Linked DNA regions of Homo sapiens: region 1 is linked to region 2. The links are chromatin loops, found by intact Hi-C in ENCODE. Cell type or tissue: A673. All regions are shown on one strand. Each heading gives the region's core, and the rest is flanking DNA. Links, peaks and the distances in the headings are about the cores only. Region 1 has its middle 36 kb from the start of RGS4. Region 2 overlaps RGS5 (regulator of G protein signaling 5).

Evidence for each region. Hi-C counts contacts between places; a loop is a spot of excess contacts. Peaks named below come from ENCODE experiments on the same cell type or tissue, not always from the same donor. Only the 100,000 strongest peaks of a DNase experiment are listed, where the experiment ranks them.
Region 1: it touches region 2 in a loop (2.8-fold over the local background); 4 of 110 quality-filtered maps call a loop at or near these places.

Annotation. Positions count from the first base shown.
Region 1 is chr1:163,098,998-163,110,804 of GRCh38, forward strand. No RefSeq gene overlaps it. Among named protein-coding and RNA genes, the nearest start is that of RGS4, 36 kb to the left of the region's middle. In A673, for the core only: no CTCF peak of the experiment used is centred there; DNase peaks (open chromatin) are centred at 5,914, 6,234, 6,534 and 7,454; H3K4me3 peaks cover 1,754 bases; H3K27ac peaks cover 3,847 bases.
Region 2 is chr1:163,168,781-163,180,587 of GRCh38, forward strand. All of the region lies in intron 1 of RGS5 (regulator of G protein signaling 5), which reads right to left. The region is part of intron 2 of RGS5-AS1 (RGS5 antisense RNA 1); the gene reads left to right. Among named protein-coding and RNA genes, the nearest start is that of RGS5-AS1, 13 kb to the left of the region's middle. RefSeq lists an enhancer at 8,826-8,995. In A673, for the core only: CTCF peaks have their summits at 2,497 (motif pointing left) and 6,214 (motif pointing left); DNase peaks (open chromatin) are centred at 2,551, 4,001, 4,601 and 6,211; H3K4me3 peaks cover 3,088 bases; H3K27ac peaks cover 4,881 bases.

The sequences.
Region 1 (11,807 bases), core at 2,528-10,527, 69 kb before region 2:
TATCACACTGGTCCACTACATTGATGATATTATGCTAATTGGATCCAGTGAGCAAGAAGTAGCAAATACACTGGATTTATCAGTGGGACATTTGCATGCCAGAGGATGGGAAATTCAGGGACCTTCTACCTCAGTAAAATTTCTTGGGGTCTAGTGGTGTAGGGCTTGTCCTTCTAAGGTGAAGGAAAAGTTGCTGCATTTGGCCACTCCTACAACCAAGAAGGTGGTACAAGGCCTAGTGGGCCTATTTGGATTTTGGAGACAACACAGTCCTCACTTGGGTGTGTTACTCTGGCCCATTTATCAAGTGACCCAAAAGGCTGCCAGTTTTGAGTGGGGTCCAGAACAAGAGAAAGCTCTGCAACAGGTCCAGGCTGCTGTGCAAGCTGCTCTGATACCTGGGCCATATGACCCAGCAGATCCAGTGATCTTTGAGGTGTCAGTGGCAGATAGGGATGCTGTTTGGAGACTTTGGCAGGCCTCCATAGGTGAATCACAGCAGAGGGCTCTAGGATTTTGGAGCAAGGCCCTCCGATCTTCTGCAAATAACTACTCTCCTTTTGAGAGACAGCTCTTGGCCTGTTACTGGGCTTTGGTGGAAACCGAACATTTGACTATGGGTCATCAAGTCACCATGTGACCTGAACTGCCTATCATGAACTGGGTGCTTTCTGGCCCATCTAGCCATAAAGTGGGTTGTGCATATCAGTATTCCATCATCAAATGGAAGTGGTATACGTGATCAGGCTCGAGCAGGTCCTGAAGGAACAAGTAACTTACGTGAGGAAGTGGCTCAAATGCCCATGGTCTCCACTCCTTCCTTCTCTCCCCCAGCCTGCACCGATGGCCTCATGGAGAGTTCCCCATGATCAGTTGACAGAGGAAGAGAAGACTAGGGCCTGGCTCACAGATGGTTCTGCATGATATGCAGGCACCACCCAAAAGTAGACAGCTGTAGTGCTACAGCCCCTTTCTAGGACATCCCTGAAGGACAGTGGTGAAGGGAAATCTCCCCAGTGGGCAGAACTTTGAGTAATGCACCTGGTTGTGTCCTTTGCATGGAAGGAGAAATGGCCAGGTATGCGATTATGTATGGATTCATGGGCTCTGGCCAATGGTTTGGCTGGATGGTCAGGGACTTGGAAGAAGCATGATTGGAAAATTGGTGACAAAGAAATATGGGGAAGAGGTGTGTGGATGGACCTCTCTGAGTGGTCAAAAACTGTAAAGATATTTGTATCCCATGTGAGTGCTCACCAATGGGTGACCTCAGCAGAGGCGGATTTTAATAATCAAGTGTATACGATGACCTGTTCTGTGGACACCACTCAGCCACCTTCCCCAGCCACCCCTGTCATCTCCCAGTGGGCCCATGAACAAAGTGGCCACAGTGGCAGGAATGGAGGTTATGCAGGGGCTCGGCACATGGACTTCTACTCACAAAGGCTGACCTGGCTACAGTCACTGCTGAGTGCCCAATTTGCCAGCAGCAAAGACCAACACTGAGCCCTTGATATGGCACCATTCCTCGGGGTGATCAGCCAGCTACCTGGTGGCAGGTTGATTATATTGGACCTCTTCCATCATGGAAAGGGCAGAAAGTTGTCCTCACTGGAATAGACACTTACTCCAGATATGGGTTTGCCCATCCTGCATGCAACGCTTCTGTCAAGACTACCATCTGCAGACTCATAGAATGCTTTATCCACCACCATGGTATTCCACACAGCATTGCCTCTGACCAAGGCACTCACTTTACGGCTAAAGGAGTGGAACGGTCAGCTCAGGCTCATTGAATTCACTGGTCTTACCATGTTCCCCATTATCCTGAAGCAGCTGAATTGATGGAATGATCTTTTGAAGTCATAATTACAATGCCAACTAGGTGACAGTACTTTGCAGGGCTGGAGCAAAGTTCTCCACAAGGCTGTGTATTCTCTGAATCAGCATCCAATATATGGTATTGTTCCTCCCATAGCCAGGATTCACGGGTCCAGGAATCAAGGGGCGGAATTGGAAGTGGCACCACTCACCATCACCCCTAGTGATCCACTAGCAAAATTTTTGCTTCCTGTTCCTGCGACATTGTGTTCTGCTGGCCTAGAGGTCTTAGTTCCAGAGCAAGGAACACTGCTATCAGGAGACACAAGAATGATTCCATTAAACTGGAAGTTAAGATTGCCACCTGGACACTTTGGGCTCCTCCTACCTTTAAATCAGCAGGCTAAGAAGGGAGTTAGAGTGTTAGCTGGGGTGACTGACCTGGGCTATCAAAATGAAATCAGTCTACTACTCCACAATGGAGGTAAGGAAGAGTATGCATGGAATACAGGAGATCCATTAGGACATCTCTTAATATTACCATGCCCTGTGATTAAGATCAATAATGGGAAACTCCAACAGCCCAATCCAGGCAGGATTACAAATGGTCCAGACCCTTCAGGAACTAAGGTTTGAGCCAGGACAAAAATCACGACCTGCTGAGGTGCTTGCTGAAGACAAAGGGAATACAGAATGGGTAGTAGAAGAAGGTAGTCATCAATACTAGCTACGACCACGTGACCAGCTGCAGAAATGAGGACCGTAACTGTCACGAGTATTTCCTCCTTCTTTTGTTAAAAGCATGTTTGTGGATGTATGCACTTGTACTAGAAAATATCTTCATTTTATTTCCTTTCCCTTTATCATGTGACATAAGATTTATTGACTTCATATCAGCATTTAAGTATTGTTAACTTTATGTAGTAGGATTTGGGTTGGGGATCGGTGCATTTCCAGTTGTACGAAGGATAGTTGTATTATGTTAGGCATAATTATGACCTCATTGTTGTCTTTATTTGAAGATTATGTATGATCTCAGAAGATGTGTATGGGTTCAGGTTCACAAGGGGTTAACTCGTGATGGTTAACACTGAGTGTCAACTTGATTGGATTGAAGGATATGACATATTAATTCTGTGTTGCCAAAGGAGATTAACATTTGAGTCAGTGGGCTGGGGAAGGCAGATCTACCCTTAATTTGGTGGGCACAATCTAATCAGCTTACAGATACAAAGCAGGCAGAAAAAATGTGAAAAGGAGAGACTGACCTAGGCTCCCAGCCTACATCTTTCTCCCGTGCTGGATGCTTCCTGCCCTCAAACACCGGACTGTAAGTTTTTCAGTTTTGGGACTTGGACTGGCTCTCCTTGCTCCTCAGCTTGCAGACAGCCTATTGTGGGACCTTTGTGATCATGGAAGCTAATATTTAATAAACTCCCATGTATATATATTATATATATATATAATAGGATGTATATATAATATATATCCTATTAGTTCTGTCCCTCTAAGAGAACCCTAATACAGAGCCTCCATCTCTTCTTCAATTGAGTAAGCAAAATGGTACGTACTTTACAGTGTTTCTGTGAAGATTGAATAAAATTATGCACTAACAAGTGCCTAACATAGGACAGTGGATTTGCTCTGCCAACAAGGTTCTGAGCCCCTTATAAGCTGCCTTCCAGTCCTGCTAGCCTGGGAAACCAAAGAATTATATTCCTCATAACCCACTGCAGCAAACTTTCTGAATGTGAGTTGAACTTCACCAATTAGATATGATTGTGTGAATCTTTAATATAGAAGGGAGATAAATAGAAAGAGAGCCAGGATATGACATAGTTATTTTGCTGGTGAGGATCATGGCAATTGTGGTAAAATTCTGGATCTGGCACCTGTAGTGGTGACTTCTCTGATTCAGCAGGTTTGTGTTCATGGCCGAGGTGTTGACAGGATCCATGGCAACTACTTTCTTGATTCTGCTATTCCTTGAAAGTGGAAGGAGCAGCAGCTCCCTGGCAGGCCAGTTCTTTGGTGTGCTGTTAAAGTCATTTCTGGAAGCTCAATACAAGTCTGTTTCTTCAGCCTTGCCAATAATTCTGTGAATGGTCTGTAACTGTTAATAGATCAATTTTTGCTTAAACTAGCTATAGAAGATTTGGTTTTTACAATTAGGAACCATGATGAATATTGTAAGCAATAAGCTTATGAGTTATGTCTGAAGATATGTCTCATGGAAGGCATCCTTTTAGGGAATAAATTTTGGTATAGTGGGAAAATCATGGCTTTGGGGGACATCGTATGTTCAGATCCAGATGCCTTATGAGTCATGGAACCCCAGGCAAATTATTACACTTGTCTGAAATTCGGGCTCCTCGTCTGTAAAATGTTGTTAGTAATATAAATATAAATGATTTATTATTAAAACATCTATTAACTATTTACTAAATATCAACTCTTTTTTAACTTTTAGGTTCAGGGGTACATATGCAGATTTGTTATATAGGTAAATTGCATATCCTGGGGTTTGGTGTATGGATTATTTCATTACCCAGGTAATAAGCATAGTATGTGAGTTTTGCAATCCTCACCCTTCTCCCACCCTCTACCCTCAAGTAGGTCCTCATGTCTGTTGTTCCCTTCTTTGTTTCCTTATGTACTCAATGTTCAGCTTCTACTTATAAGTGAGAATATGCAGTTTTTGGTTTTCTGTTTCTATGTTAGTTTGCTTAGGATAATGGCCTCCGGCTCCGTCCAGGTCACTGCAAAGGATGTGATCTCACTATCTTTTATAGCTGCAAAATATTCCATGGTATATATGCACCACATTTTTTTAATCCAGTTTACCGTTGATGGGAACTAAATGTCAACTCTTTAAAAAAACTTTATTTGAACCAAATAGACTAATGCCTGACCTCATAGAGCTCAAACTCCAGTGGGAAGATAAAGACAATTAAATATAGAAATAAGGATACATACTATGTCAATGAGTACTTTGAGAAGAAAAATAAACTAGAGGAAGAGATTGGAGTACAATGTGGGGCAGGTGGATCCTGTTTTATGCAGTGTGGGAAGGCTACTTTGAGTTGAGACCTGAAGGATGTCAGAGCAAAAGAGACGTGGATATCTGAAGTAAAAGAGTACTACGCAGATGGCAAGCATGCTTTGCACATTTAAGGACCAGCTGGAAGGCCAGTAAGTGATGGAAAGAATGGTTGGCAATGAGGCCAGAGTGTTAGCAGGTTAGAATCATGAACCAGATCATGGTTCTCAAAACACTGAAAGGCCTTTGTATTTCATGGGGATTGAGAATAAGATATAGGGTTGGGCACAATGGCTCATGCCTGTAATCTCAGCTTTTTGGGAGGCCAAGGTGAGAGGATCACTTGAGGCCAGGAGTTCAAAAGTAAGATATAAAATGTCCACCTCCTAGCCTAGCACAGCAGAGTTCCTTTTCTTTCCTCCACAAAGTTAGTTTAATACGATGATATAAATGGGACTCCTAGGCACCATTGCAGTTGTTTTTTTTTTCTGTGCATTCTTCTCCTCTCTCCAGAAAATTTTAAAAATCTTACTCATCTTCAGAGGCTACCAATTTATTTTTCTTAGAACAGACCAGTTTTTAATAACCCAGTGAATATGAGGTATGTAAAGGGAAAGAAAAGTAGATAAGGTAAAAAATGTAAGAAATTAAAGAAAAATATTGATGTCATCCTCTGGACCGAAATCCTGACACTTCACAAGAGAACAGCTTTGACAAATATTTGTAGCATGTGAGAAAAGTAATTTATCAGCTGTTCTGCTAAAGTCAACAGACTTCTCTGCATTGCATCTTTGACACAGAGCAGAACCAGCGGTCTCCTGGCCTTGCCTCTCCTGTCAGACCTTTACGTGAAGCCCTTCTTTTGTCTGTGATGTTTCTTCTCTCTGGATGGACCTTGTTTCTTTTTGCCTGACAAAATCTTTTTGATTTTTTTTAAACAATAATTAAGACCTACCTTCAGTGCCTCCTTCTCTGTAAAGCCTTCTTTGATTCCCCAGGGTAGAGTTGGTCAACTCTGCTCTCTGTTCTCAGAGCATTTTCTTATCTTTATTGTTATACTTAGTCTTTCCTGTCTCTCCCACTAGGCTGTCAGCTCCTCGAGACATGATTATGTCTCATTTATATTGTTTCTTCATCATCTTTTCATTATTATCATTCATATTTATTTTAAGTGCTGGCAAAAATGTTTGTTGACAGATGATGGAAAAGAAGAAAAGGAAGGGAGGAAGGAAGAAATGAAGGAAGGAAGGGAGGGAGGAAGGAAAGAAGGAAGGAAGGGAGGAAGGAAGGAAAGTTGGTTATTTATATTCTTTGTTGCATGACTTTCAAACACTTTTTGAAAGAGACAGAATATTTTAAACATTCAAGGAAACATAAGACCCTTAGAAAACTATAAACATATGTGGGCATTTGGTGATGATGACAACCAAGGATTTTTGCTGGAGATAGACAATTTTAGAGAGAACACATTTTCTATAAGAAATACTTGTTTTGAAAAACCTTAACATTCCTAATTCACTCTGCCTGAAGTTATGCTAAATTTCTTCCTGTTCCCTAAAAAGAAAAAAAGATTTGCATATTTTCTTTAAGATGAGCAAAAATTTCTTAATTATCTTTATTCAAACAAAACATTGATCTGAGGAATCTGACTTGCCTAATAAAACATTGAGTCCTGATTTATGTCATCACTTGGTATTCTGGCAGATGTAATAAAGACAATTTCCACTGAAGGACAGTTTTCTTTTTTCAAGTTGTTTTGTCTGTTCTGAGCTTTATTTCAACAAAACTGAATCAAAGATCTGAAAAGAGCCAGAACATTGTTGATAATAATAAAGCTTATATTTATATAAGTCTTTTTTCTGGAAGGTTAGTGGATCAGATCATATTATCCAACCATTTTTTAAAAAAAGGAAACAGAGATTCAGAAATTACATTATTAGTCTAACTTGTATAATTCTATACTGGAACAGTGAATTTAAGCATTTATGAAGTGTTACTTTGCACCTAACATTTTCACTTACTTTTAATTGTTAGTTTTGTAGTTACACTCTCTTTATTTTAAAACTACATTATTCTTAACAACACATTTTATTGATTTATGGATATTAGGCAGGGTTTAAGCTGGCAAGAGGAGAGTCCTGGTAATAATTAGATTTGCTGTCTATACTTAAGAGAAAAGATGGTATAAGAGTGAAAAAAAAAAGGTAGGTATGGTCAGATCACTCAAATTTTTGAAAATGTAAATGATTAAAAAAAGATGAGAAGTTCCAAAACATGAGTGCCAAAAAGGTGAAAGTTCAGTAGTATAAGACACATGACAAAGTTTTCTAGGAAATAATAACTAAGTTCTAAAAGAGTGCATACAGTGGCATTTATTTTAGGGAATGCAACATCATTTTAGCAAGCTTAACCGCTGCCTAACACCTAGAAATCAATAAGATACTGTTACAAAAACAATGGCTATATTTTCTATCTCCACATCTGGCTTGCTGCCATTCATAGCCTAGTGTGAATGTTGATCAACCATTTTTCATAGCTTCAGCCTCTACAAAGTGCTAAACAGAGAGGATTAAATTTTTCTCTCCAAAATAGTTATAATCCCCACTAACATAATTAATGGATTATGAAATTTTTGTGGAGAATCAACCTGCCATTTGAGCCAAGAATTACAAAAGCAGAGATGAAATCGGCAGAGAAGTGTCATTTAGCCAGAAGCAACAGAGTTAGTAATTTCTCACTTTGGCTTGATAGCAATCCCACTGCAGAGAAAAAAATGCTACCCTTGAGTTAAGAAAGAACTTGGTGATTAAAGTCATCAGAATCTTTAAATAATAAGATGAACTGGAGTTAATTTAAGCCCTTATTATGTAGCTAGAAAAGTAATAAGCACTTTGGCAAGTATGTATCTTGTTTAATTATTGCTGCTTTAATGATGTCATTATTATCTCCACTTTAGAAAAGTTAAAATTGAGGCTCAGAAAGACTGAATAACTTGACTGAGGTCACAGGCAAGAGTGCAAGCATGGACATAGTCAGATTTATGACCTACGCTTGAGCAGAGAAGATTATATGGACTCCAAAAGAAAATTTGGTGTGATTTTCTGTCCCAAATTTTTTTTAAATAGAAAAATGACTCAAAAGAGAAGGGATATGGCCGGGTGCAGTGGCTTATGTCTGTAATCCAAGCACTTTGGGAGGCCAAGGCGAGTAGATCAGCTGAGGTCCCGAGTTTGAGACCGGCCTGGCCAACATGGTGAAACCCCCTTTCTACTAAAAATACAAAAATTAGCCAGGCATGATGATGGGCGCCTGTAATCCCAGCTACTCAGGAGGCTGAGGCAGGAGAATCATTTGAACCCGGGAGGCGGAGGTTGCAGTGAGCAGAGACTGTGCAATTGCACTCCAGCCTGGGTGACAAGAGTGAAACTCCATAACAACGACAACAACAACAACAACAACAGCAACAACAAACAGAGAAGGGAAGCAAATGAAAGCTATCAGTATAGGAGTTGAATAATATAAGCATGTTACAGGGTTCTCTAGGAAAGAATAGCTGAATGCTAAAAGGTCCCATGGTAAATTTAACATGAATTAGGAGATGAACCTCAGCTTCATAGGTTCAAAGAAGGCTGGTCAATAATCTGAGTCAGTTCTTTTTCTTAAAAAATTTCAACTTTTATTTAGACTTGGGGATCCATGTGCAGGTTTGTTATATGGGTATACTGTGTGACCCTCGTTCCTTTCTCCCACAACTAGTAGTCCTCAATGTCTATTGTTCTCAACTTTATGCCCACGTATACTCAACGTTTAGCTCCCACTTACGGGTGAGAACATGCGATATTTGGTTTTCTGTTTCTGTGTTAGTTCGCTTAGGGTAATAGCCTCCACCTGTGTGTTGCTACAAAGAACATAATTTTATACTTTTTATGGTTGTATAGTATTCCATGGTGTATATGTACCACATTTTTTTCATCCAATTCACCATTGACAGGCACCTAGGTTGATTCCATCTGAGTCAGTTCAATTCAAAAAAGGTGACTCATAATGATAGAATTCACCTGAAGCTTACACTCTTCATAAATAGAATGCCAACTAATATAGGAAAATGCTCGTTAGAACAAGGTATTTATGTTCACTGGATTGGAGCATTATCCTCCCATAGACAAGGAAAAAATCAAAATATCATGAAACTCAGCAGCTCAAATCATCTGTTATCTCCATCTCCACCTTTTTATGTGTGCTAATGGGCTTACAGTTTACAGTCAGTTCTGCCTCATGGTTCATTCTTTCACTGGTTACCTACTTAAAATTCCTGTAGCTCTTTCTTTTTCCATGATCAAGCTAGGCAGAATAGGACACAATCTCTTATTCTTGGATTCCCCTCTACCATCATACACACATATAACAAGGCTAAAAGGCAAAGATATGTGTATAAGACTTTACAGAAGGCATTGGGAGGCAGATAGGGTTTTCAGTACAAGAAAACATAAAACTTGTAATTCTAAATTAGCTATCCCTGTTCTTAAAAGTACTTTGGCCACTCTGCTAAGATACCCGATAACATTTTGTCCTCTACTCCCCTCTCTTCCCTGATTTCCCCAGTATCCAGATTTTAGTTCTTTGTTTTGTTGATGCTACTTTTTTATGAATTTTAAATTATACACAAGTGACACTTGGTATTAGTCTGTGTTCATGCTGCTAACAAAGGCATAGCTGAGACTAGAAAGAAAAAGAGGTTTAATAGGACTTACAGTTCCACATGGCTGTGGAGGCCTCAGAATCATAGTGGGAGGTGAAAGGCACTTCTTACATGGCGGCAGCAAGAGAAAATGAGGAAGAAGGAAAAGTGGAAACTCCTGATAAACCCATAGGATCTCATGAGACTTATTCACTATCATGAGAATAGCACAGGAAAGAACAGCCCCCATGATTCAATTACCTCCCCCCAGGTCCCTCCCACAACACGTGGGAATTCTGGGAGATACAATTCAAGTTGAGATTTGGGTGGGGACAGAGCCAAACCATATAATTCCACCCCTGGCCCCTCCAAATCTCATGTCCTCACATTTTAAAACTAATCATGCCTTCCCAACAGTCTCCCAAAGCCTTAACTCATTTCAGCATTAACCTAAAAGCCCACAGTCCAAAGTCTCATCTGAAACAAGGCCAGTCCCTTCCACCTATGAGCTTGTAATATCAAAAGCAAGCTAGCTACTTCCTAGATACAATGGAAGTACAGGTATTGGGTAACTACAGCCATTCGAAATGGGAGAAATTGGCCAAAACAAAGGGGATATAGGGCCCATGCAAGTCCAAAATCCAGCAGGGCAGTCAAATTTTAAAGCTACAAAATGATCTCCTTTGAGTCCAGGTCTCACATCCAGGTTACGCTGATGCAAGAGGTGGATGCCCATGGTCTTGGGCAGCACTGCCGCTGTGTCTTTGCAGGATACAGCCCCCGTCCTGGCTGCTTTCACAGGCTGGTGTTGAGTGTCTGTGCTTTTTTCAGGTGCATAGTGCAAGCTGTCAGTGGATCTATCATCCTGGGGTCTGGAGGACGGTGGCCCTCTTCTCACAGCTCCACTAGGCAGTGCCCCAGTAGGCACTCCATGTGGGGGTTCTGACTCCACATATCCCTTCCACACTGGGCTAGCAGAGGTTCTCCATGAGGGCCCCGCCCCTGCAGCAAACTTCTGCCTAGGTATCCAGGCGTTTCTATACATCTTCTGAAATCTAGGTGGAGGTTCCCAAACCTCAATTCTTGACTCAATAACACATGGAAGATGCCAAGGCTTGGGGCTTCCACCCTCTGAGGCCACAGCTTGAGCTCTATGTTGGCCCCTTTCAGCCATGGCTGGAGCAGCTGGGACACAGGACACCAAGTCCCTAGGTTGCACACAGCATGGGCACCCTGGGCCTGGTCCATGAAACCACTTTTTCCTCCTGGGCCTCCAGGCCTATAGTGGGTGGGGCTGCTGTGAAGGTCACTGACATGGCCTGGAGACATTTTCCCCTTGGTCTTGGGGATTAACGTTAGGCTCCTTGCTACTTACGCAAATTTCTGCAGCCAGCTTGAATTTCTCATCAAAAAATGGGTTTTTCTTTTCTACTACATCATCAGGCTGCAAATTTTCTGAACTTTTATGTTCTGTTTCTCTTTCAAAATGGAATGCTTTTAACAGCATCCAAGTCACTTTTGAATACTTTTCTCCTTAGAAATTTCTTCTGCCAGAAGAATCATCTCTGAAGTTCAAAGTTCCACAAATCTCTAGGGCAGGAGCAAAATGCCACCAGTCTTTTCTAAAACATAACAGGAGTCACCTTTGCTCCAGTTCCCAAAAGTTTCTCATCTCCATCTGAGACCACCTCAGCCTGGACCTTATTGTCCATATTGCTATCAGGCTTTTGGTCAAAGCCAATCAACAAGACTCTAGGAAGTTTCAAACTTTCCCACATTTTCCTGTCCTCTTCTGAGCCCTCCAAACTGTTCCAACCTTTGACCGTTCCAAAATTGCTTCAACATTTTTGAGTATCTTTTCAGTGATGCCCCATTCTCCTATTACCAATTTACTATACTAGTCCATTTTCATGATGCAGACAAAGGCATACACGAGACTGCATAGAAAAAGAGCCTTCACATGGCTGGGGAGGCCTTAGAATCATGGCAGGAAGCAAAAGGCACTTCTTACATGGCAGCAGCAAGAGAAAATGAGGAAGAAGCAAAAGCGGAAACCCCAATAATCCCATCAGATCTTGTGAGACTTATTCACTATCATGAGAATAGCATGGGAAAGACCAGCCCCCATGATTCATTTACCTCCCCTGGGTCCCTCCCACAACACGTGGGAATTCTGGGAGATATGATTCAAGGTGAGATTTGAATAGGGAAACAGCCAAACTATATCACACATTAATACATCCACCTTCAAAAACAACACAGAACATT
Region 2 (11,807 bases), core at 1,941-9,940:
TGCATGCATTGCCTACTAGTCTTCTGAGGGCTCTGGTCTTCACTATTGTTAGATATATGACATTTGGAAAAAATGATCACTTTTTTTTATTATTATTATACTTTAAGTTTTAGGGTACCTGTGCACAACATGCAGGTTTGTTACATATGTATACATGTACCATGTTGGTGTGCTGCACCCATCAACTCGTCATTTAGCATTAGGTATATCTCCCAATGCTATCCCTCCCCCCTCCCCCTACCCCACAACAGTCCCTGGTGTGTGATGTTCCTCTTCCTGTGTCCATGTGTTCTCATTGTTCAATTCCCACCTATGAGTGAGAACATGTGCTGTTTGGTTTTTTGTCCTTGCAATAGTTTGCTGAGAATGATGGTTTCCAGCTTCATCCAGGTCCCTACAAAGGACATGAACTCATCATTTTTTATGGCTGCATAGTATTCCATGGTGTATATGTGCCACATTTTCTTAATCCAGTCTATCATTGTTGGACATTTGGGTTGGTTCCAAGTCTTTGCTATTGTGAATAGTGCCACAATAAACATATGTGTGCATGTGTCTTTATAGCAGCATGATTTATAATCCTTTGGGTATATACCCAGTAATAGGATGGCTGGGTCAAATGGTATTTCTAGTTCTAGATCCCTGAGGAATCGCCACACTGACTTCCACAATGGTTGAACTAGTTTACAGTCTCACCAACAGTGTAAAAGTGTTCCTATTTCTCCACATCCTCTCCAGCACCTGTTGTTTCCTGACTTTTTGATGATCGCCATTCTAACTGGTGTGAGATGGTATCTCACTGTGGTTTTGATTTGCATTTCTCTGATGGCCAGTGATGATGAGCATTTTTTCATGTGTTTTTTGGCTGCATAAATATCTTCTTTTGAGAAGTAAAATGACCACTTTTTACTGCCAGACCTCAGTTCCCTCATCTGTAAAATGATGACGTTATCCATCATTTTAGATGTTTTTTGAGCTATTTCCAGCTATAAAATTAAATCATTCCACTTGATTATTTATTTCTCTATAAAATTTTTGTTTCCAACTCCTTATCCATTGTTCTCTATGGCTGTCAGACTATCTTATGTGCAGTAAGCCTTGATAAATGAGTACTAATTGCCAAACAACAAACTACAGCAGAATTTACTGCTTCTTTGTATCTTCAGTATTTTAGTGAGTAGATATGGTCAGAATTCTGGGTACTCCTCCATCACGGGATGCAACTATTTTCACGCTCAGTTTTAAAACTAACCTTCTAATCTATCCATCACTTTATCACAATTCTATACTAGAAAAGCACCAGGCAAATCTTAAATATTAATCCATAGGACAAGTTGTTGAATATTGGGAGACCCAAAAAGCTACCCTTTCCCAGTCACCTTAGCACTTTACCCATGCTTTTAAGACAGGGTTCATCATATTGCATTATGGTCATTGACTTATGTTTCTGTTTTTCTACTTGGATATGAGAACTTTTTGATGGTAGGAATTTAGTCTTAAATACTTTTTAACCCCTGTGCCTAGCACAATGCTTGGCAATATAGTAAACATTTAAAAATATTTGCCAAAGTGAACTAAAAATATCTTGATTTTGTTCTTTACAAATCTGCTAACATTTACCTCCCAGTCAATGCTAATCATAACCAAAGTTTTAAAGAGATGTGGTGAAGTTCACATGGCAGCCAAATAGGATTTTACTATTGTACACATACTTTCCTCATTTGTTCACAGGGAGGCTGTGATGAGGCAATTTAAGTAAATGCCTAAGATTTGCAGTTACGGATATTAGGGAAAAAAAATGTAAGGAAACCTGTGGTAACTTATAAAAACTCCATAAATGCCTAATTATAACATATTTTCCTTTAGGCTAGTAAATATGGTTTTGAAAACTATGTTTTAGGAACAGTCATCTCTACAGTGTCATTTCCTTTTCATTTTGTTCTGCTTTCACTCTTTCCCTAAGACCCTCTCATTGACTAAAGCCAACTCAGGTCCCATAGTACCTCAGATCAAGCTCAGCACGGCATTAGGGTAAAAACTGGGACTGTTCTGCCGAGGGAGCTTATATAACATTGTGAATTAGAATAAGTGTCGCTTTAATTCCAAGTGTTGCAAGTTACTTAAATTATCTAATGTTTAGTTCTTTTGCCTAGAAATTTGGACTGATAAAATAGTATATCCTAAGACTTTTTGAGATGATTAAATATACTAATGCATGTGAGTCACTTAGCACAGCATTTGGCATAGAACACGGCTTCTTTAAAGTTAGTTCTAACTACACAATCATTTTTCCAACCCACCGCCCATGTTCCCTAGCTTCGAACATTACATTGAAACATACAAAAAATTCCCCGCAAGTTACTAAGGAATTACTACACCCACAACCTTCTATATTCTACCTCTGGGGACAAGAATTGCCAATTTTATATTTATCTGAAAAATGAAGAAAACATTAAGTGGGGAGGAGAAATGCATGCAATATTTGTGGCTACCCTCTGCTGACTAATGTGCAGTATTACAGTCAGAGATGCAAGGTGCACTAGGACACAGTATCCCACCCAGTCCGTGAAAACCTTCATCCATAATCCATATCCTCCTGGCTCCATAGGTCCCTCCCTTCCTGTGCACCCATCTGTGGAATCCATGCTGCAACTGTTTTCAGTTTCAACCTTGACACAATAGTCCACTCACCAATATTTAGATAACAATGATGTAATGAAAGTCTCTCATGTTTAGGTTTCTGTTTGGTTGGTTGTTTTGGTTTTAACTTTATCCCCCCTCTCAAATTTAGTTCCTTTTTTTTCTATTTCTTGCTCCATTTGAGCCTTTTGCTTTTGTAAAAGGCAGAAAAATATTTGTGTTTGATTTCCTGATGCAAGAATAATAGTTGGAGATTAAGGGATAATTAGAACAAAGAAATCGAATGTATGTAAAAGAATTATTAGTGACTTAATTCATTTATTCCTTACTGATTAACTCATTGGTCATGTTTACTGTGTCAGGCAGTATGCAGTAAATATACAAACACCATTAGGTTTGCTCCTTGCTTTCAAGGTGCTTTTAGCCCGGAGAGGTCTTAGATGTGGAAACAATCACAAACGGGTGCTTAAAGACAGACTGTCCAGAAAGCAGCAGAACTCTCACAGAGGAGCACCAGTGTCCACAACGGTAGATCAGGGGGAACTTCTCAGAGGAGGCAAATGTGGAACTAGAGAATGAGCAGCAGTCAGTCAGTTGGGCTAGAAAAGAATGAGCGTTCCAGAGGGAAGGGTGGGTGCGTGTTATTTTAAGGGATGTAAAAGTAGTTTGTACTGCAAGAGGGTGAAATGTGAGACAGCAGAAAGCCCATTCAAAGAAGTTACTCTGCTTCCCTTCCAGATAGAGGGATGGATGTTGGAGGGACCTCTATACAGTACCTAGCTTGCAGCAAAGTTGGTATGAAAACAAACAAGAGATAAAACTATTGAAAAGCGCCTTTCAAAAACTGTCTGTATTTAAAGACGTGGCATCCTATCATATGAACACAATGTATCTCACATTTTCTTTTACTATTTCAGAATGCATTTTCTGTGAAAACACCATTTATAAATGGTAGTTAAATGCTCAAGACATACCACAAAATCCTTTTAAAACCAGGATGAATCAGTACCCTACTACTATTTTATCTATATCACTGCTTAAATAGAGTTTTTTGTGGAATGATCTAGAAATCAACTATCATTTATAACATTGCCAAGAGAAAATCGTATTCCATTTCTTCAGAGCAGACTAACATACCAGAACATCAGGTTACTCTTTTCCTCATATTTGCCCTGGAAATGTAAGGGAGAAAAGATATTCAGTGCTTTGGAAAACACTTCTTTCTATGGCTTCAGTTTCTGGCTTGGTATAGGCTCAAGTATAGAGCATTATAAAGTTAAGAGTATTTAAGTTGTGAAGTCTATTAAATTTAATTAGGAGTTCATTGTTCAGGGAATGACTAATGTTATTGCATTTCTGCTCATACAACAGTAAAGTTTAAAGGCCGAGGAGCTGAGAAATGCTGAAGTTCAAATCACTTTAAACATTGCACTCTTTTCACAAGACTAAATAATGTTAGATTTGTTTTACTCCTCAAGAATCCCTGGAATATTATTTCATCCCCCGTTTCCCTTTCCTCCCTACCATAGCCTCACAGACATATGAAAATAAAACAAACCAAATGAAAAATTCAAACAAAACAATAGCTCCAGCTTACCAAACTATTTTCCCTTTATAGATAAACTTGAATGTATCTGACATTAATTTGGCATCAAAAACAACACCATCCAGAGAAGATAATTTTCTAATTTGTTTACAATTTCCTGCTTGGTCTCGGGCTCTATTTGACTGCACACTAGACATTTTTTCCTGGCCACATTACATTAATGCTCATTAACAAGAAACTATTTTTATCTCCTGTCATCTCTCTTCCTCCTCTTGTTATTCTTTTGTTTTACAAAGAAAAACTTGTTTTGAAATAAAATCAATTGAAAATGCTTGAGTTAAAGTTTAATTAAAGGCTCAGAGGAAGATAATTCTTTGTCTAGATGACTCACATTAGTGATTCCAAACTGAAAACGGTTTGAATAATTCTGGGGCTTTGCAGTTTTAAATCTGCTCCCTGTGTGGGTATGCTGGCTGGCTGGGAAGTCAAAACTCAAAAGGCCACGGACCACCTCAGTCCTTCCTGCTAGTGCGTGAATTTAATGGGTTATCACCTTAAGATGCATAAGTGTGGAAAACCAGCACAAGCAATCACTAAAAACAGAAACATGGTTAAATTTTGAGAAATACAATTATATTCCACCAGAATGTGTGAAGAACCAATTATATATAAAATCTTATACTAGGTGTTTCAAGGGTTACAGAGTTGTTTCTCGCTTCAGAGACACTTGGAACAATTGAATATAAAACACATATATGTAAACTGTATAGCAGATATTTTTCCAATCACTGATGAAGGTAGGTGGAGTATAAAAACAAAAGAACGTAGGCCTGGCACAGTGGCTCATGCCTGTAATCCCAGCACTTTAGGAGGCCGAGGTGGGTGGATCATGAGGTCACGCATTCAAGACCAGCCTGGCCAAGATGGTGAAACCCCATCTCTACTGAAAATACAAAAAAAATTAGCCAAGCGTGGTGGCAGGCACCTGTAATCCCAACTACTCGGGAGGCTGAGGCAGAGAATTGCTTGAACCCAGGAGGTGGAGGTTGCAGTAAGCCAAGATCATGCCGCTGCACTCCAGCCTGGACAACAGAGCAAGACTCCATCTCTAAATAAATAAATAAACAAACAAACAAACATAGACTGTAACCTCAAGGAGCCCTAACTTCCCAATGTGCAATGGGAGATATTATATACCTAAAAACTGCTCCTAATATATCCTCAGAGCCCTCTGAATTTTCCATTCATGGCATTTTTCAATTGGCATTTATATCTCCATATGTATATGTATATGCGAATATTGTCTATCTCTCCCATTAAAGTGTCAGGTCCCCAAGAGCAGAGTGAACATTTGTTTAGTTCACAATTACAGCTTCAGCACTTAGCACAGGGCCTGGCATTTAATAGCATTCAATAAAGATTTGCCATGTAAATTGATGAATGAGCAAATGAATGAATGAACTGAATTGCTAGGTTATAGTAAAGCTGCATTTTGGGGTGGAGTAGGTGAAATATTGGAGTGCAGCTTAGAATGAGTCACGGAGGACTAAGATGTCTCTAATTTGCTAACTGGACAGAGGTAACACCATTAAATGACTATAAGCACTATAAAGTAAGTGAATTCAATTTCTGTCCTTGAAAGAGATTGAGAATGGTCAAGTGGGGCATTTAGTTCCTCATATTATATAGGACATATGCTGATGAGAAGAGGCAGGGAGGATAATTGCAATCACTAGCAATCTGAAAAGAATCAATTATAAGACCATAATTTTTCAGGATTTAAAAGAAACAGAAGTAGCCCTGGGGCATAGGCTATTCCTGTGGTTGAAAGGCTTTCGGCAATCACAAACAGGTTTCGCTGTAGACGCCAGACATATGTCAGGAACAGCGAGAAGGAAGAAGAGAGGGAGGAGAGTTGAGAAGCATAAGGCAAGATTTTTACAACACATTTCCAAAAGAGGTGTCCTAACATCGGATAATCCAATTTAAATTCAATGCAATTTAAATCCGTGTCGCAGATGCCCCCTGCTGGCTGTGGGAAGGCGTGAGCATTAGCAAAGAACTGAGCAAAGAGCAGATTGGTTCCAGGCTGCTTCCTTCTGAAGAAACACTACGAGGTTTCTTTCCACGGACTAAAAAGAACATGTCTGGAATAGATACCCAGGAAAGAGAAACACAAGCTTCTAAAACACTCGCTAGCCGTCAATGTCCACAGCCGAGAGTAAGACATTTGCCGGATTAGAGACCAGAGGAGAGAGGAGCTCCTCTGAGTTCCGTGCAGCTGAGAACTAATCTGAGAGGTAGAACCCAGCAGAGACTGACAGAGGGAAGAGGGCCCAGAGGGTCCCTGCGCGGGCCTATCAAGAGGGAGAATGCATTTTGCTGAAAGCTGGAACAGCTTTCTTCCTGGCTGCTCATTTAAAACTTCATATCAGTGGAGTTTGCTCCTTGTAGGTGGCTCCGAGACAGGGTAATGGATGATCTTGAAAACCCTTAGCGGGAGTATAAGAATATGCTAGTGGAAAGTCGGCTCAGTTCTGGGGCTGAAATCCTCAACTTGCCAGGATCCTCAGCATGGCCCCTAAAATCAAGATGGACTCTTAACTGCAGAGAAAGGCAGTGCCGGGTGATTGTGGTGGAAAGAATCTATCATTTTGGCATCTACCATCTACCCTATTTCTGAATTTACCTACTTCAGTTTGAACTACAGAAAATTCACTCATTGCTTGTGCTTTAACAGCATATGAAAGAGAAGTTTAGTAATAGTGTGATATCATGTTAAAACATGTATTTATTTTCTTACTTGATTTATATAATTAATATATGATACATGATGGAAAATGACTCTATGGTTAGTTAATATGAAATACTCCTCGGGTGCTCCAAATGATAAAAAGGTGAAGAAAATGCTAAGGAATATATAGTAGTAGTAGTATTAATGTGTTATGATATGACTTCAGAAATGAAAGCTCTGTTTCTAAACACAAGTGAATCATTCCCTAGCAGTGTTTTAGGCTTTCACTCATATTAGTGATTAATTACATAATAAGCCCCTTCAAACTATAAGATGGCTGAAAAGATGGAACTGACAATGTCATTTGTGTCAAATATATTCACAGAAAGCACGTTTATCTATTATACCCTTTCAACTCTTGATATGTTCTAACGTTTCCCTTCAGCAGATTGTCTTAATAACAACTCTTTTCATTTTTATGTTCAAGCTGTTACCTCAGCTACCCCAGGTTAGCTCATTTTCAGTAAGGGACCATCACAAGTAACCTGCAGTAACAGACTAGGAAGTCTCCCAGGGTTCTTGTTTAAATAAGCTGACTTAATTTCTTAGGACCATGGTGGACAGAGAAAAGCCTGTGCAGGCCGGGTGCAGTGGCCCACGCCTGTAATCCCATCACTTTGGGAGGGCAAGGCGGGCAGATCACCTGAGGTTGGGAGTTCGACACCAGCCTGACCAACATGGTGAAACCCCGTCTCTACTAAAAATACAAAATTAGCCATGAGTGGTGGTGCATGCCTGCAATCCCAGCTACTCCAGAGGCTGAGGCAGGAGAATCCCTTGAACCCAGGAGGTGGAGGTTGTGGTGAGCTGAGATCACGCCATTGCACTCCAGTCTGGGCAACAAGAGTGAAACTCAGTCTCAAAAAAAAAAAAGAAAAGAAAAAAAGAAAAAGAAAACCCTGTGCAGCCTCTCCTTTTGTTCACTTATTTATTCAACAAATTAAAAGTATGTTTACTGAATGCCTACCACATGATGTACGCTATAATATGTTTTGATATTTTCAACGAAATAAAAAAGATAAGGTCCTCTCATTGAGTTTATGTTTAAATTGGGCAAGACAGATACAAAACAAGAAATGAAAAACAATGAAATAAAAAATTTTAGCTGGTTGTAATCACTACAATATGACATGATGTATGTCATAGTTAATTCAGCTACTTGACCTAATCAAGCATTCACATCTCAACAGTGGTCAGCAAACTCTTTAGAAAGACCATGCTCCAAAGGTGGCTGCTGTAGCTGCCTCAGCTATCCCTATAGAGATCGAAATCAGATGCTTTGCCAACTAGCAGGACGCGTGCTAGAAGTGAGTGTTTACACGTAGGCTTGTTCATTAGATAATGGGCTCTCCAGTCACAATAATATTCAAGTTATTTGGACTTGTGACACTATTGTGGAAACCCCCACCCATTCCATAGAAAGGTTTTGAAAATGTAATTCACTCTTAACCCTTAGAGATGGCACCTGTGGCTTGATTCCCACAAAGTCCTCTATCCAGACATTGATGCTAAGATTTCTTGTTGCCTGATATCAACTAAAAGATATTAGAATCCCAGCTTAGAATATTATTGTATCTGAGCAAACCCTTCATACAAGGTGTAGTCAGGGCAGAAAGAACTAGGACTTTATTGAGATTATAGAATAAGTCATACAAACATTTTACATGAGCTTGTTAATAAGTATTTGTCCAAAAAGTATGGCACAGTTGGATTTCATTATGCATAGGGTGGTCTTGCTTTCATAAACCTGGCCCTACTTGTTGGGCATCCTCTTCTTCAGTCACCTGGGGGAGAAACACACTTTATCTCCCAGATCCCTGATATATCCAAGTGTGGAGGACCACATGAGGTCACCAGACTTTCATTTAATCATACAATTCCTTAATCTAGGTGCAAGGACTCCACCCATGATCACGCAGTCACCCCTCTCCACGGCAAACACGCAGAAAACAAGTGATCTGTAGCAACTCTTAAAGATAATAATAATAGCTTAAATACATATTAATGTATCGGGTGTTAATGCATATATTCCTCCACATGTAATTTTTCCTCTTTAAAGACTGTTGCCAGGCATTTCATGCTTTCTTGCCTCTGAGGGAGTTGTGTTGTGACGTCAAAAGCAAATGATAATTGACAAGAGTATCCCATTTTGGTATTTGTTTTCCAAAACCCCAAAATCACTGAGATACGCCAGCTTGTTCCCAGAGAGAAGGAGTGAAAGACTACTGTGTTTGATGAGTGGCAAAGAAAGAAACAGAAAGCCTGAGCATGGTGGCTCATGCCTGTGATCCCAGCACTTTAGGAGGCCAAGGCGGGTGGATCACCTGAGGTCAGGAATTCAAGACCAGCCTAGACAACATGGTGAACACTCCCCGCCGTCTCTTCTAAAAATACAAAAAAATTAGCCAGGCGTGGTGGTACGTGCCTGTAGTCCCAGCTACTAGGGAAGCTGAGGCACAAGAATAGCTTGAACTTGGGAGATGGAGGTTGCAGTGAACTGAGATGGTGCCACTGCACTTGGGCCTAGAAAACAAAAGGGAGACTCTGTCTCAAAAGAATTTTTAAAAAATTAAAAATTTAAAAATAAATAAATAAAAGAAGCAGAAAAATAGGGAAAAGAGAGAATCCCTGAGAAAATGTCAGAGGACAGGGATTTAGGGTTCTATAACTAATCAAATCCTCATCTTCTCTAGCCACTTATGCATTTTCAGGAGTCCAGGGAGGTGGTAGGAGCACAGAAGGGTACAACAATGTAGTACGCCTAATGAGACTTGATCCTAAAAGCACCAGGGTTCCTACCCTTAACCAAGACGATACCTAAACCCACACAAGGGGCTCTAGCTTCAAGAGATTATGAAGCTTCGAACAAGAAACTGATAAATAATGATGCATTTATAAATTTTCAAAACCCAGCCATCTATAAGCATGAAAGGCCCCTACCCCAGCACACACACATACACACACACAAAGATTGCTTAAACTTAAACAGGAAGTGTTCAGGAGAACTTACCATAAAATGGTGATGAAACCATGGAAATCGTGAACAATAAATGTGGTGAAGTTTCCATTACAGAAGAAAAGTCATCAAGAAAAGACTAGCAACCAGCTGTTTTGGATAACTAAGTCATATGACCACCTGGATCTGTCCAAGCAATATCATAAGATACTTTCCAGATCCCTATTCTATTACTACAGTCAAAAGTAACGTGTTGAATTGTGTTAAATCTTCCCCACATTTGAGAGAGACAATGTCCAACTCCCAACTGTGGCAAAAATCCTGTCTCAGATTATGTAACTGGAAGCTTGTAAAGCAAATACGATACACGTTAAAAAGACTGTTCCTAGAGAGAAAGTCAAGTGGAACATTGAACTCTTAGAAAATCCAATTAATACCAAAACTAAACTCTTGTTTTCTTAAAGCAAGAGACAGAATGACATAGTGGTAAAGGGCCTGGATATTGGAGGCAAACTGCCCCGATTCATCTTACTACATGTGTGACTTTTGGCAAGTTTTTAAACCTTACCTTGCCTTAGTTTTCTCATCTGTAAAATGAAGATAATAATGGTATCTATTTCATAAGCCTCTTGTGATTAAGTGAGTTACTATATGTGAAACACTAATATTAGTGCCCAGCACATGTACTATGGTACTCCATAAGTGGCAAGGTTTATTATTATTATTACTTACAGAAAGTCCTGTGCCAATGAAGGAAACTGTCCAGATTATTAACAGAAAAAAATGACAGCTGTCAACATAGAACGTAACATAGAGCATAACAATTGGAAATAGAGAAAAACAGAACAAAACAGTACAACAGGAAAAGATTTGCCCTTGACTAAATCCTATTATCAACTTAGTCAGTACTTTTATGGGTGATCTTGAATATGTTATTTGAGCTCTCCTGTTTTCTGCCAAAAAAGAAAAGGTAGAAAAAGAGAAAGGGAGAAAGGAAATAAGTTTAGTGAGAAAACCTCTAATAGCTCCTCCAGCTATAAAAAATTAAGATTTCAAGAGGATCACATTCAATATATTTACTATATAAATGAGAGCAATCAAGGACCTGAGGTGTTCAATGCCTTGTGAATGGCACCATGTATTCCTTTTTACTCAACCCTTCTTCCCAATATCCCATTTTTATGTAACTGTAATATTCTCCTTACTCTCATAATTTATAAATGCTCCAATCTACATTATTTAGACTTTCTTCTTCATTGCCAATAGCTAATCTGTCACAAGTGTTTTTCTGTCTTCCCAGAAAATCCTTTTATTTTTATTTTTTGAGACAGGGTCTCACTCTGTCACCCAGATTGGAGTGCAGTGGCATGATATTGGCTCACTGCAGCCTCCACCTCCTGGGCTCAACCAATTCTTCTAACTTTTGTATTAATATTTTTTGTAGAGATGGCATTTTGCCATGTTGCCCAGTCTGGTCTCAAATGCCTGAGCTCAGATGATCCACCCGCCTCGGCCTCCTCAAGTGCTGGAATTACAGGTGTGAACCGCTGCGCCCAGACAAGGAAATCCTGTTAAATGTGTCCTTGCTTCTTCATACCTATATTTACCACCCTTCTCCAGGTCTGAATTACTGTAACATCCCACCTGCCCATTTTCCTCTTCCTATTGCAGTGCCTTCAGCACTCCCTATCAGACCAGCCTTGCAGAGACAATTTCCTCCTCACCTATAATGGTTCTCTGTGTTAACCACAGTAGTTCTCAAACTTCAGTGTACACCCAAATCACTTGGAGGCCTGGTTAAAACACAGAGAGCTGGGCTCCACCCCAAAGTTTCTTTATTCCCACGTTTTTTGGGTGTACAATTGTGCGAG